4 separate regions of the Homo sapiens genome follow, and regions 2, 3 and 4 are each linked to region 1. Evidence: chromatin loops called from intact Hi-C (ENCODE). Cell type or tissue: Calu3. All regions are shown on one strand.

Region 1 (2,500 bases):
CACAGCAGTGCCCAGGGGGCCCTGGCAGCAGCGTTCTTGGACTTGTGCAGACTGCCCGTCTCTGTGCACCCTTCTTGACTCAGCACAGCTCTGGCTGGCTTGGCCTCTTGGCATGGCTTCTCTAGCTGGGTCCTACCTGCCTTGGCATCCTTCCCTCCCCCTCTGTTTCTGAAATCTCAGAACTCTTCCTCTCCCTACATCGGCCCCACCTGTCCCCACCCCTCCAGCCCACAGCCATGCCCACAGCCAGTTCCCTGGTTCACTTGGACCTGGGGCCTCCCCTAAAAGTCCCCTGCGGTCCCTTCCTCCTCACTGCAGTGGGCGAGGGCCTGGCCTGCCACCAGCTGTGCGCCCGAGGGCACTGCTGGGGTCCAGGGCCCACCCAGTGTGTCAACTGCAGCCAGTTCCTTCGGGGCCAGGAGTGCGTGGAGGAATGCCGAGTACTGCAGGGGTATGAGGGGCGGAGGAGAGGGTGGCTGGAGGGGTGCATGGGGCTCCTCTCAGACCCCCTCACCACTGTCCCTTCTCTCAGGCTCCCCAGGGAGTATGTGAATGCCAGGCACTGTTTGCCGTGCCACCCTGAGTGTCAGCCCCAGAATGGCTCAGTGACCTGTTTTGGACCGGTGAGCTGCTGGCGGGCTCAGAGCTGGGTGGAGGGGGGCAGCGAGGGGGATTGCCAGGGACTTGGCAGGATGGCGAGATGCAGTAGGGTGTGCTATCTGGTAAAATATCCCTGGAGAGGGCTCAGCGCTCAGACCTGAACAGCAACAGAGTGGCAGAAAAGGGGCCTGGGGGACACTGGGGCCCTTCAGACTATGAAAAGGTTCTAAGGAGGTCTGTGTTGGTGGCTGTGACTGTGGCTGTGCTAGGGTGGTGAGCCCTGTGGGCTCAGGCGTCAGACTACCTGGATTCAGACCCAGCTCCTGCTTCCAACCTTGGTTTTTTATTCCTAAAATGGGTATTGTAATAATACCTACCTTGCTGGGGTGTGGCAAGAATGAAATTAAACAGGGCTTGGCACAGTGAAGCACGGGAAAGGCTTTCTACAGAGCAGTGACTGTTGTTACTCGCTGTTACACCTTAGGTAATGCGTTTTCCTCTCTGGGTGCCTCCCATTTTCTGGCTCAAGTCCCTGCCCAGGATCAAGCTTGGAGGAGGGCCCCGAGGGAGGGGCCACAGAGACTGGGTGAAGAGCAAGGGTGTTTGTCCCAGGAGCATGGCGAAAATTGCTGCTGGGTGGCCTTGGGAAGCACAAAGGGGACCCAACTAAGGGCCTGATCCTACTGCCCTGGGGGTGTCAGTGCCAGCCCCCCACAAATCTTTTCTGCCCCCCCCAGGAGGCTGACCAGTGTGTGGCCTGTGCCCACTATAAGGACCCTCCCTTCTGCGTGGCCCGCTGCCCCAGCGGTGTGAAACCTGACCTCTCCTACATGCCCATCTGGAAGTTTCCAGATGAGGAGGGCGCATGCCAGCCTTGCCCCATCAACTGCACCCACTCGTGAGTCCAACGGTCTTTTCTGCAGAAAGGAGGACTTTCCTTTCAGGGGTCTTTCTGGGGCTCTTACTATAAAAGGGGACCAACTCTCCCTTTGTCATATCTTGTTTCTGATGACAAAAATAACACATTGTTAAAATTGTAAAATTAAAACATGAAATATAAATTAATGCCCTAGCAGTTCTATCCCCACTGTTAATAATTTGAAATATTTTTCCTCTAGTTATTTTTGTCTGTGCACATTCTAATATGTATATATAAGTTAACATATATTAATATTATTCTCCAGTTATTTTTATCTGTGCACATTTTAACACACACACACACACACACACACACACACATATGTATTTTTAGACGGAGTTTCACTCTGTCGCCCAGGCTGGAGTGCAGTAGTACAATCTTGGCTCACTGCAGCCTCCACCTCCTGGGTTTAAGCAATTCTCCTGCTTCCGCCTCCTGAGTAGCTGGGATTACGGGAACGTGCTACCTTGCCTGGCTAATTTTTGTATTTTTAGTACATAGGATTTCACCATGTTGGCCAGGCTGGTCTCGAACCCCTGACCTCAGGTGATCTGCCAGCCTCGGTCCCCCAAAGTGTTGGGATTACAGCGGTGAGCCACCATGCCCAGTCATATATTTCTTTTTAACAAATAGAATCATAGATCATACATATTGTTTGCAAATTGCTTTTTCTCACTTTCCAGAACCTTGAAATGTTTTTCCATGTTCTAACATGGTGATCTACCTTATTCTTTTAATTTTTCTTATTTAGTTGTCTTTACACATGAAACACATGAATACATCCTTGTGATAAACATTTTCAGTAACATAAAAGTATAAATGTTACAAAGCCAACGTGCCCTTTCACTCAACTCCCTGTCCACCCAGTCTCTCCTGTCTGCTGGGAGAACCACCGCATTGACTTGTGTGTTCACCCTTCCAGGCTCTTTTCTGCACACTTATATAGACATACTACATTTATATTAGGTCGAGTCAAATAAG
Region 2 (2,500 bases), 63 kb before region 1:
GGCCAGAGTGGCGGTGGCAGCAAGACAGAGAGAAGGGCTGGGCAGAGGCCACCTGCAGGCCTGGACTGAGAGGGCCTGGTGAGGAGACTGTTAGCCTGAGAAGGGTGGGAAACCGTGGGAGGGCATTGCAACGCATTCTCTAGGCCGGCTATGTGAAGAGCAGGAGGGTGAGAGAGGCAGCCTGGAGGCCCACCCGTGAGAAGCAGATTGCCATGGTCCAGGCAGAGATGGTGGTGGTTGGACCTAGGCAGGGCAAGGGGTGGTGGAGCTGAGAGGGACCAAGATGCCTGCTCTCCATAGCTCCAAGCACACAGACACTGCTCTAGGAAGGCCCTCCCAGTTGCCATGGATTAGGGGGTGGGAGGGGAAGACTGGCTGCTGGGAGGGAATGTGGCTTTGTGCTTGGAAAACAAAGAACAGAGCTTGGGGCCCTCTTCTCCTGGGGGTGGTGGCAGGCCCAGAGGCTGTTGACAGGACCAGAGGCTGGAGCTCAGGGCTAGGCCTGGTAGGAGCAGGCTACAGCCCCAGGGATCCAGGAGGGGGTAGGTGCCCATGCAGAGGGACCCCAGAGCCCTCCAGGGGTGAACCCTGTGGCTGCTGGGCTTGGGGCAGGGAGCACCAGGAAGGAGGACAGATAATTAGCGGAATGCTCAACCCTGCAGCCTGGGAGCCAGGCTGGTGGAGGACATTTGGGCAACAGTGCCCTGGGCCCTGGGCTTGGGACCCAGTGTAGAGACAAATGCGTTTGGGAGCCAGTGGTGGCCCTGGTGGCTGTGTGGGAGGGACAGGAGGAGTTTGACAGGACTCTGCCTCTGCCTCGCCCCCAGCCCTGCTGCTGAGGCCGCGCCCTCCCCGCCCTGAGGTGGGGGCCCACCAGGATGAGCAAGCTGCCCAGGGAGCTGACCCGAGACTTGGAGCGCAGCCTGCCTGCCGTGGCCTCCCTGGGCTCCTCACTGTCCCACAGCCAGAGCCTCTCCTCGCACCTCCTTCCGCCGCCTGAGAAGCGAAGGGCCATCTCTGATGTCCGCCGCACCTTCTGTCTCTTCGTCACCTTCGACCTGCTCTTCATCTCCCTGCTCTGGATCATCGAACTGAATGTGAGTGGGGGCGAGGTGGGGGCACAGGCCATGTTGCAGGCCACCCGGGCCTCAGTTTGTCCATCTGCCACATGGGAGGGCTGCCTCTCCCCTGGGGTTGGTTAGCTGGGTAAAATGAAGACTGGGAGGAACAACAGGGGTTCTCATATTCTGAATGAAGGAATGTGGAGGGGTTCGGAGGGGTTGTGTCATTTGGCCAAGGTCCCTCTGCACCCAAGTGTGTGAAGGCAACGGCCTTGAACCTACCCTCCAGCTGAGTTCATGCTCTTGGCCTCTGCCCCATACTGCCCCCTAGTGGAGGCTCCCGAGAGAGGAGGAGGGGGAGACCCAGCTCTGGCAGAGCTGTTGAAACCTTTGTCTTCTTTCTGCCTGCCACTGCCCTCTGGCTCCAGTTGGTTCATTCATTCGTTTGTTCGATCATTCATTCATTCATTCATTCATTCATTCAGCAAACATTTTTTGAGTCTCTGCTGTGTCCCAACCACTGTGCTAAAACCAGACGCTAGCCAGGTGTGGTGGTGCACACCTGTTGTCCCAGCCGTTTGGGAGTCTGAGGTGGGAGGATTGCTTGAGTCTAGAAGTCTGAGGCTGCAGTGACCCATGATTGCACCACTGCATTCCAGCCTGAGTGACAGAGTGAGACCCTGACTCAAATAAATAAGTAAATAAAAGCAGAGGGCACAGTGGGAAGCAAAACAGGAAAAACTCCCAGTTCCCAGTGGCTCTAATGAGATGCTGCCGGGCAGCCTGGAGACCAGAGCTGCCCCACCCCCACCCCACGCAGTGCTTGGCCCACCCTCAGGAACACAGTCTAGTTGGCAGTGGCCTGATCTGGTCTCCAGGCAGGGCCAAGCCCACATAAGCAGGAGCCCTGGAAGCAGGGCACCCCAGGCTCAGTTCTGTCCCAGCTCCTCCTCGGCTTTGGCCCGATGACCTCAGCAAGGGACTCAGCCCCTTGAGTCCTCCCCTCGTTTTCCTTCTGCAGCATGGGCTCCCCATCAGACTTCCGGATGGCAAGGGCCCTTCCTCCAGGTCTCATGCTTATGTGACAAGAAAACAATGTCTTGTTAATAGAGGTGATGAGCTCAGAGAAGGGGCCAGCTCCGGGCAAAGAGATTAAGTTTGATTCTGGGCATGTTGAGCTGGAGGGAGAGACAGGGCTCTGAGGGTGACTGTCGATTGTGCACCAGAGATGAGCTGGCACCTTCAGTGAGCTGGAGCCATGGCCATGGATGGCCCTAGGGGCCATCTTACCCATGAAAAAGCTGTGGCCCAGCAGGCTCAGGACCTTCTGCAGAGCTTCTAAGGTCTTAGGCAGACTTCCTTTTCAAGGTCCCATCCAACATCAAAGCAAACACTAAAACTTACCTGCATCCTTCATTGAATACTTGTTTCCTTACCCA
Region 3 (2,500 bases), 100 kb before region 1:
TTTGGCCTCCCAAAGTGCTGGGATTACAGGTGTGAGCCACCATGCCCAGCCGTTTTTTGTTTTTTTTAGAGACAAGAGTCTTGCTATGTTGCCCAGACTGGACTCAAATACCTGGCTTCAAGCAATCCTCCCACCTGAGCCTCCCAAGTAGCTGGGACTACAGGCCCACACCACTGTGCCCTGCCTGACTTTTTAATTGGGGTCCACAGGGAGGGAAGGGAATAGTCTAGAGAGGTAGGGTCTCATGGGCTCACTCCCCATTTTACAGATGAAGAAGCCACAGAGAGGGGAAGCAACCTGCCTTGTGTCACACAATAAGTGAGTGGCAGAGCTGGGACTGGAAACCAGGACTCTGTTGCCACTTTGGGGTCCTCTCATTCCCAGAGCCTCAGCACTCTGTGTGATAACATACTTATTAATGTAATAATGACAATGGTGAGTGCTATCTGTGCCAGGCACTGGCCTTCACAGGAATCATTTTATTCTTGACAAGACATCTGTGGGAGGGATTCCTAGTACCACCACTTAAAGACCAGGATGCTGAAGCACAGAGAGGTTGCCGTCAAGGCTGATGTGTCAAGGTCACATAGCTAGAAAGTGGCAGAGCTGGGATTTGAACCAAGTTTGACTTGACTCCAGGGCTCATGCTCTTACTATTATAAAGTGTGTCCCTTTCTCTGAAACCGCTGTGGTCTCCACACCGTAGGACCAGCAGACCCCGCAATGGAGAGGGAAAGGAGGGTGCCCTGGGAAGGACTTGTGCCCAGGGTTTGCCCTCTGGCAACTGGCCTCTGGCCAGGTCCCCAAGTCACAGGAGCCATGATGCCCTGGCCTGGATCTATCAAGTTCTGCTCATGGGTGGGTAGGTGGGTGGAGGCTGCTTCTAAACACAGAGAGGGAGCAGTCACATTAACCATGGAGTTTTTCCACCCTGTATATACCACTTTCCTCAGCTTCTTCAGAAGACTCCCTCCTAGCCCTTGCAGACTCAGTGAGGTGCTGCCTCCACCAGGAAGTCCTCCCTGATGTCCCCTGATGGCGCTCCAGCCTCTGGCCCTTGGCACCGCGTTGAACATTTGGGGATGGACAGACCAGCTTCAGGAGCCCCAGCTTCACCACTTGCTCACCAGCTACCTGCAGCCCCCGCCCCCGTCTGCCCTCCTGTCTGTAAAATGGGAATAAGAAGCCCTGCCTCACAAAATCTTTGCAAGGAGGAGCAGCGGCGTCCTAGGAGCAAGCACCTGGCGCCCGGTGAGCCCCCGCCACTCGCTCCTTCTCCTCCTTGTCCTTCTCCTGGCTTGCTCCCGGTTCTCTCCTCGCCACCCCCGCCCCGCGCCTGGCACGGCGCCCGGCGCGCCCCAGCCGCCCAATCCCGGCTCGCAGCCCTGACTTCCTGCCCGCCGGGCTCCCTCGGCACGTGCCCCGCGCCCCATGGGACCGCGCGCCCTCCCGGGGCGGCCTCCCCGCGGCCTCCCGCTTGGGGGAGCCGGGCTTGGGGGAGCGGGTCGCCCCGGCTCGGAGGTGGGGTCGGCGGGGGCCGGGCGGGCCGGCCGCGGCGGCGGGAAGGGGACGCTGCCCCTTTAAGGTGCCACCGCCGCGTGGCAGGGAAACAGCTTGTGCCAGCCCCATTCCGCCCGGCTCCGTTCGCTACAAGAAACACAATGCATAACAATCAGGCGCGCGCTTGGAGCCATGCCACGCGGCGGGGGCGGGGCGGGGCCGCGCGCCGGGCGGGGCGGGGGCTCCGGGGTCTCGGCCCCCGACCTGCGTCCTGGGCCCGCAGGGGAGTCCTGCCCCATGCTCCCGGGCGGGGCCGCCCTGTGCCCCAGCGAGGTGCCCCGGTGCCCCCCGCCTCGCCCGCGCTTGCCCCTCCCTCCCCGCCATCTCGCTCCCTACAAAGTTCATTCCCACTAACTCTTTTCCAGGCCACTTCCCCCTCACATCTGACAATCGGGGCCCCTCATTCTCCCAGTAATCACTCCACTGCACTAATTGCACATGCAAATATGCAAATGCGTATTAATTAATTACTATACTAATTAGTTCTGTGGTATTTGCGAGTAATAAATCATTGGATGGGAGCGAGGAAGCTGGAGACCTGGCCCATTTTCATTCTGCATAAAATTTTAATGGTCTCTCTGGCTGATCCGGGACGGCAGCGCGCGGAGAGGCTCTTAAAGGGCCAGTGGCGGCGGGAAGGGGCAGCGGTGGGGATCGCCGTTGACCCCGGCGGGGACTGGCACCCTAGAAGGAGTTGGAGATGCGGCCTCACATTCTGCAGGGGCCGTCTCCGGCGTGCGGTGGCTTCTGCCTCCCCCTCTGGGGCTCAGTGTCCTCCTTAGTGGCTTCTAAGGAGAGAACCTGGGCGGGGACCAGGAGCTGAACTAGGATTCTTTAAGAAAGGAAAGAGGTCTAGGAGATGTGAGAGGCCAATGCCAAGGCTTTGGGGCCCCAGGTAGCCTGGGAGACAGGAATGAAGACTCCATCTCCTGGATGGCTG
Region 4 (2,500 bases), 54 kb before region 1:
CTGGGCCTCCCCTTTGTCAGCCACCTTTCTTACTTGAAAATTTGGGTCAGGGTCCAGATGGTCTCTTAGCCCTGGGTTGCTGTAGGGCATGTGCCCCCCCTTCTTACCTCTGAGTCCTGAGGCCCTGAGGAAGGGTGGCTGGTGGCCAGCCCGGCCCCACCCTGGTCTGTTTGTGTTGCTGGTGCCAAGAGCCAGGCCCAGCATGTTCTTCCTGCCAGGGGTGAGTGGGAGAGGGCGACCCAGGCTGGATTCCAGAGCTGCACCTGCATTCTGGCCCAGAGCCCCCCTGCTGGTGCCAGCTGCAAGGGGAGACCCTGCTGAGGGCAGGCCATCAAGTGTGACTTCTGCCTGCCTTCCCCCAGGGCCGCCTGCCCCGGTACCTCATCCACCAGAGCCTCGCGGCCACCATGTTTGAATTTGCCTTTCACCTGCGACAGCGCATCAGCGAGCTGGGGGCCCGGGCGTGACTGTGCCCCCTCCCACCCTGCGGGCCAGGGTCCTGTCGCCACCACTTCCAGAGCCAGAAAGGGTGCCAGTTGGGCTCGCACTGCCCACATGGGACCTGGCCCCAGGCTGTCACCCTCCACCGAGCCACGCAGTGCCTGGAGTTGACTGACTGAGCAGGCTGTGGGGTGGAGCACTGGACTCCGGGGCCCCACTGGCTGGAGGAAGTGGGGTCTGGCCTGTTGATGTTTACATGGCGCCCTGCCTCCTGGAGGACCAGATTGCTCTGCCCCACCTTGCCAGGGCAGGGTCTGGGCTGGGCACCTGACTTGGCTGGGGAGGACCAGGGCCCTGGGCAGGGCAGGGCAGCCTGTCACCCGTGTGAAGATGAAGGGGCTCTTCATCTGCCTGCGCTCTCGTCGGTTTTTTTAGGATTATTGAAAGAGTCTGGGACCCTTGTTGGGGAGTGGGTGGCAGGTGGGGGTGGGCTGCTGGCCATGAATCTCTGCCTCTCCCAGGCTGTCCCCCTCCTCCCAGGGCCTCCTGGGGGACCTTTGTATTAAGCCAATTAAAAACATGAATTTAAAAAAAAAAAAAAATTCCAGCCCCTCCCACTGCCTTGCCTCTTGAGGGAAGAGAAAGGCAGGCAGCAGCTTGGATGAAGAGGGAAGACCCCTCACACAGCCTCTCCTGGGCTCACAGGAGGGCGGAGCCCGGGGAGCCAGTTCCTGAAACATGCCCCCCATTCCCCCCCCGCCCACCCCCCACTCCCCGCTTTCCTGACCAGTTCAACTGAGCAGATGACTGGTCAGAAAAAAATGCCCCGCCCCCTGCCAGGCTTCAGCGGGGCAAGTTTAAAGTCTCTAGTCCAGGAATGGAGGTGGGGGTATGGGCACCTGGCAGTGCCCACAGCAAGCCTTGACTGTGTGGCCTGGAGATGGGGCCTGAGCTTCAGGGTCACTGAGGCACCTCTGGGATCCAGGCCACCTGGAGCCCCGGACCTCCCAGACTCCACTCACCCATTCCCTCTCCCCGCACGGCACTCACACCAGGGGCGGCCTGGAGCCCGGATCGCAGGGCGGGGCCAGGCCACTGCCTGCCTTCCTCCTCCCTCCCGGCTGGCCTGCCCCCTTGCCTGCCTGCATGCAGGCTTCCAGCAGAGCCAGCTTCTTCAGAGCCAGGTGGATCCTGTTTCGGTCCTGCCTAGGTGTGTGACCCTGGGCGAATCTACCTCTCTCAGCTTCTGCTTCCCACTTTATGAAAATGGGACTGATGTCACAGGGTTGTTATGAGATTAAAAGATATGAAGAACCGGGGACAGTGCTCAGTAATCAATAGTCTGCAGTTCTGCACCCACGTGCTCCTGGGTACTCTGCCGTCCCCACAGGGTCCTCAGCTCAGCCCCTGTCACTGCCTCTCCTGCCACCCTTTGTCCACTCGGCAGTGTTCTCACTCCTCATCCCCCCACACCCACCACCTGTCTGCCAGCCTCTTGCACCATGAGTTGCTACTCCTGGGGTGCTGGACTGTCCCCACAGCCATCTGTCTCCCCTGCTCCCCATGAAGAAGAGCCAGTCCCCTCCCAGGTAGCACATCAGAGCGGGCAGGCTCCAGAGCTCTTCTGGTCCTCTTGCAGTGGCCAGAAAGTGGGGAAAGGGGCCCAGAGAGGGGCAGGGACTGACCCATGGTCACACAGCCTATTTATGGCTGATCTGGAGCCAGGCCTTCTGACTATCACCCATCAGAGCCCCTGGATTCCCATTTCACCCAACACAGGTGTTGGGGTAGAACTGGGGGCCCTCCACCCCTACTAGCCTGACTGTCTCCTGAGACCTGTCTCCTAAGACCACTTACCTGACCACTGGCCATGGGGAAGGAAAACACCTGGCCAAGGCTCATGCCCCAGGTTCCCAGGCATGAAGTTGACTGTCTCCGCCCCTGCTGGTGTGGTGAGGGTGACTGGGGACTAGGCACTAGGCCTTTGGTGCAGGCGCCTGAGGACGTGGTTGCACTCTCCCTTCTGGGGATATGCCCTTGAGCCCAGGCAGAGGAGAGC

What was found. A loop is a pair of places that touch in the nucleus more often than their neighbours do. Peaks named below come from ENCODE experiments on the same cell type or tissue, not always from the same donor. Only the 100,000 strongest peaks of a DNase experiment are listed, where the experiment ranks them.
Region 2: it touches region 1 in a loop (2.9-fold over the local background); 9 of 110 quality-filtered maps call a loop at or near these places.
Region 3: a loop joins it to region 1, with 2.4 times the contacts of the local background. A loop is called at or near these places in 4 of 110 quality-filtered maps.
Region 4: it touches region 1 in a loop (2.4-fold over the local background); 11 of 110 quality-filtered maps call a loop at or near these places.

The regions. Positions count from the first base shown.
Region 1 is chr17:39,715,983-39,718,482 of GRCh38, forward strand. ERBB2 (erb-b2 receptor tyrosine kinase 2) reads left to right here. Exons shown (of 27, transcript NM_004448.4): 13 at 319-451; 14 at 533-623; 15 at 1,338-1,498. Among named protein-coding and RNA genes, the nearest start is that of MIR4728, 9.3 kb to the right of the region's middle. In Calu3, no CTCF peak of the experiment used is centred here; DNase peaks (open chromatin) are centred at 512, 620 and 1,259.
Region 2 is chr17:39,652,654-39,655,153 of GRCh38, forward strand. STARD3 (StAR related lipid transfer domain containing 3) reads left to right here. Exons shown (of 15, transcript NM_006804.4): 2 at 828-1,097. The coding sequence starts at 879. Among named protein-coding and RNA genes, the nearest start is that of TCAP, 11 kb to the right of the region's middle. RefSeq lists an enhancer at 1,349-1,910. In Calu3, no CTCF peak of the experiment used is centred here; DNase peaks (open chromatin) are centred at 1,378 and 2,099.
Region 3 is chr17:39,616,451-39,618,950 of GRCh38, forward strand. No RefSeq gene overlaps it. Among named protein-coding and RNA genes, the nearest start is that of PPP1R1B, 9.3 kb to the right of the region's middle. RefSeq lists silencers at 1,401-1,500, 1,581-1,720 and enhancers at 1,782-2,285, 1,953-2,453, 2,454-2,500. In Calu3, no CTCF peak of the experiment used is centred here; DNase peaks (open chromatin) are centred at 291, 1,371, 1,641 and 2,181.
Region 4 is chr17:39,662,442-39,664,941 of GRCh38, forward strand. It overlaps STARD3 (StAR related lipid transfer domain containing 3), which reads left to right. Exons shown (of 15, transcript NM_006804.4): 15 at 363-1,760. The coding sequence ends at 467. Among named protein-coding and RNA genes, the nearest start is that of TCAP, 1.7 kb to the right of the region's middle. In Calu3, no CTCF peak of the experiment used is centred here; DNase peaks (open chromatin) are centred at 180, 630, 1,530, 2,490 and 1 weaker place.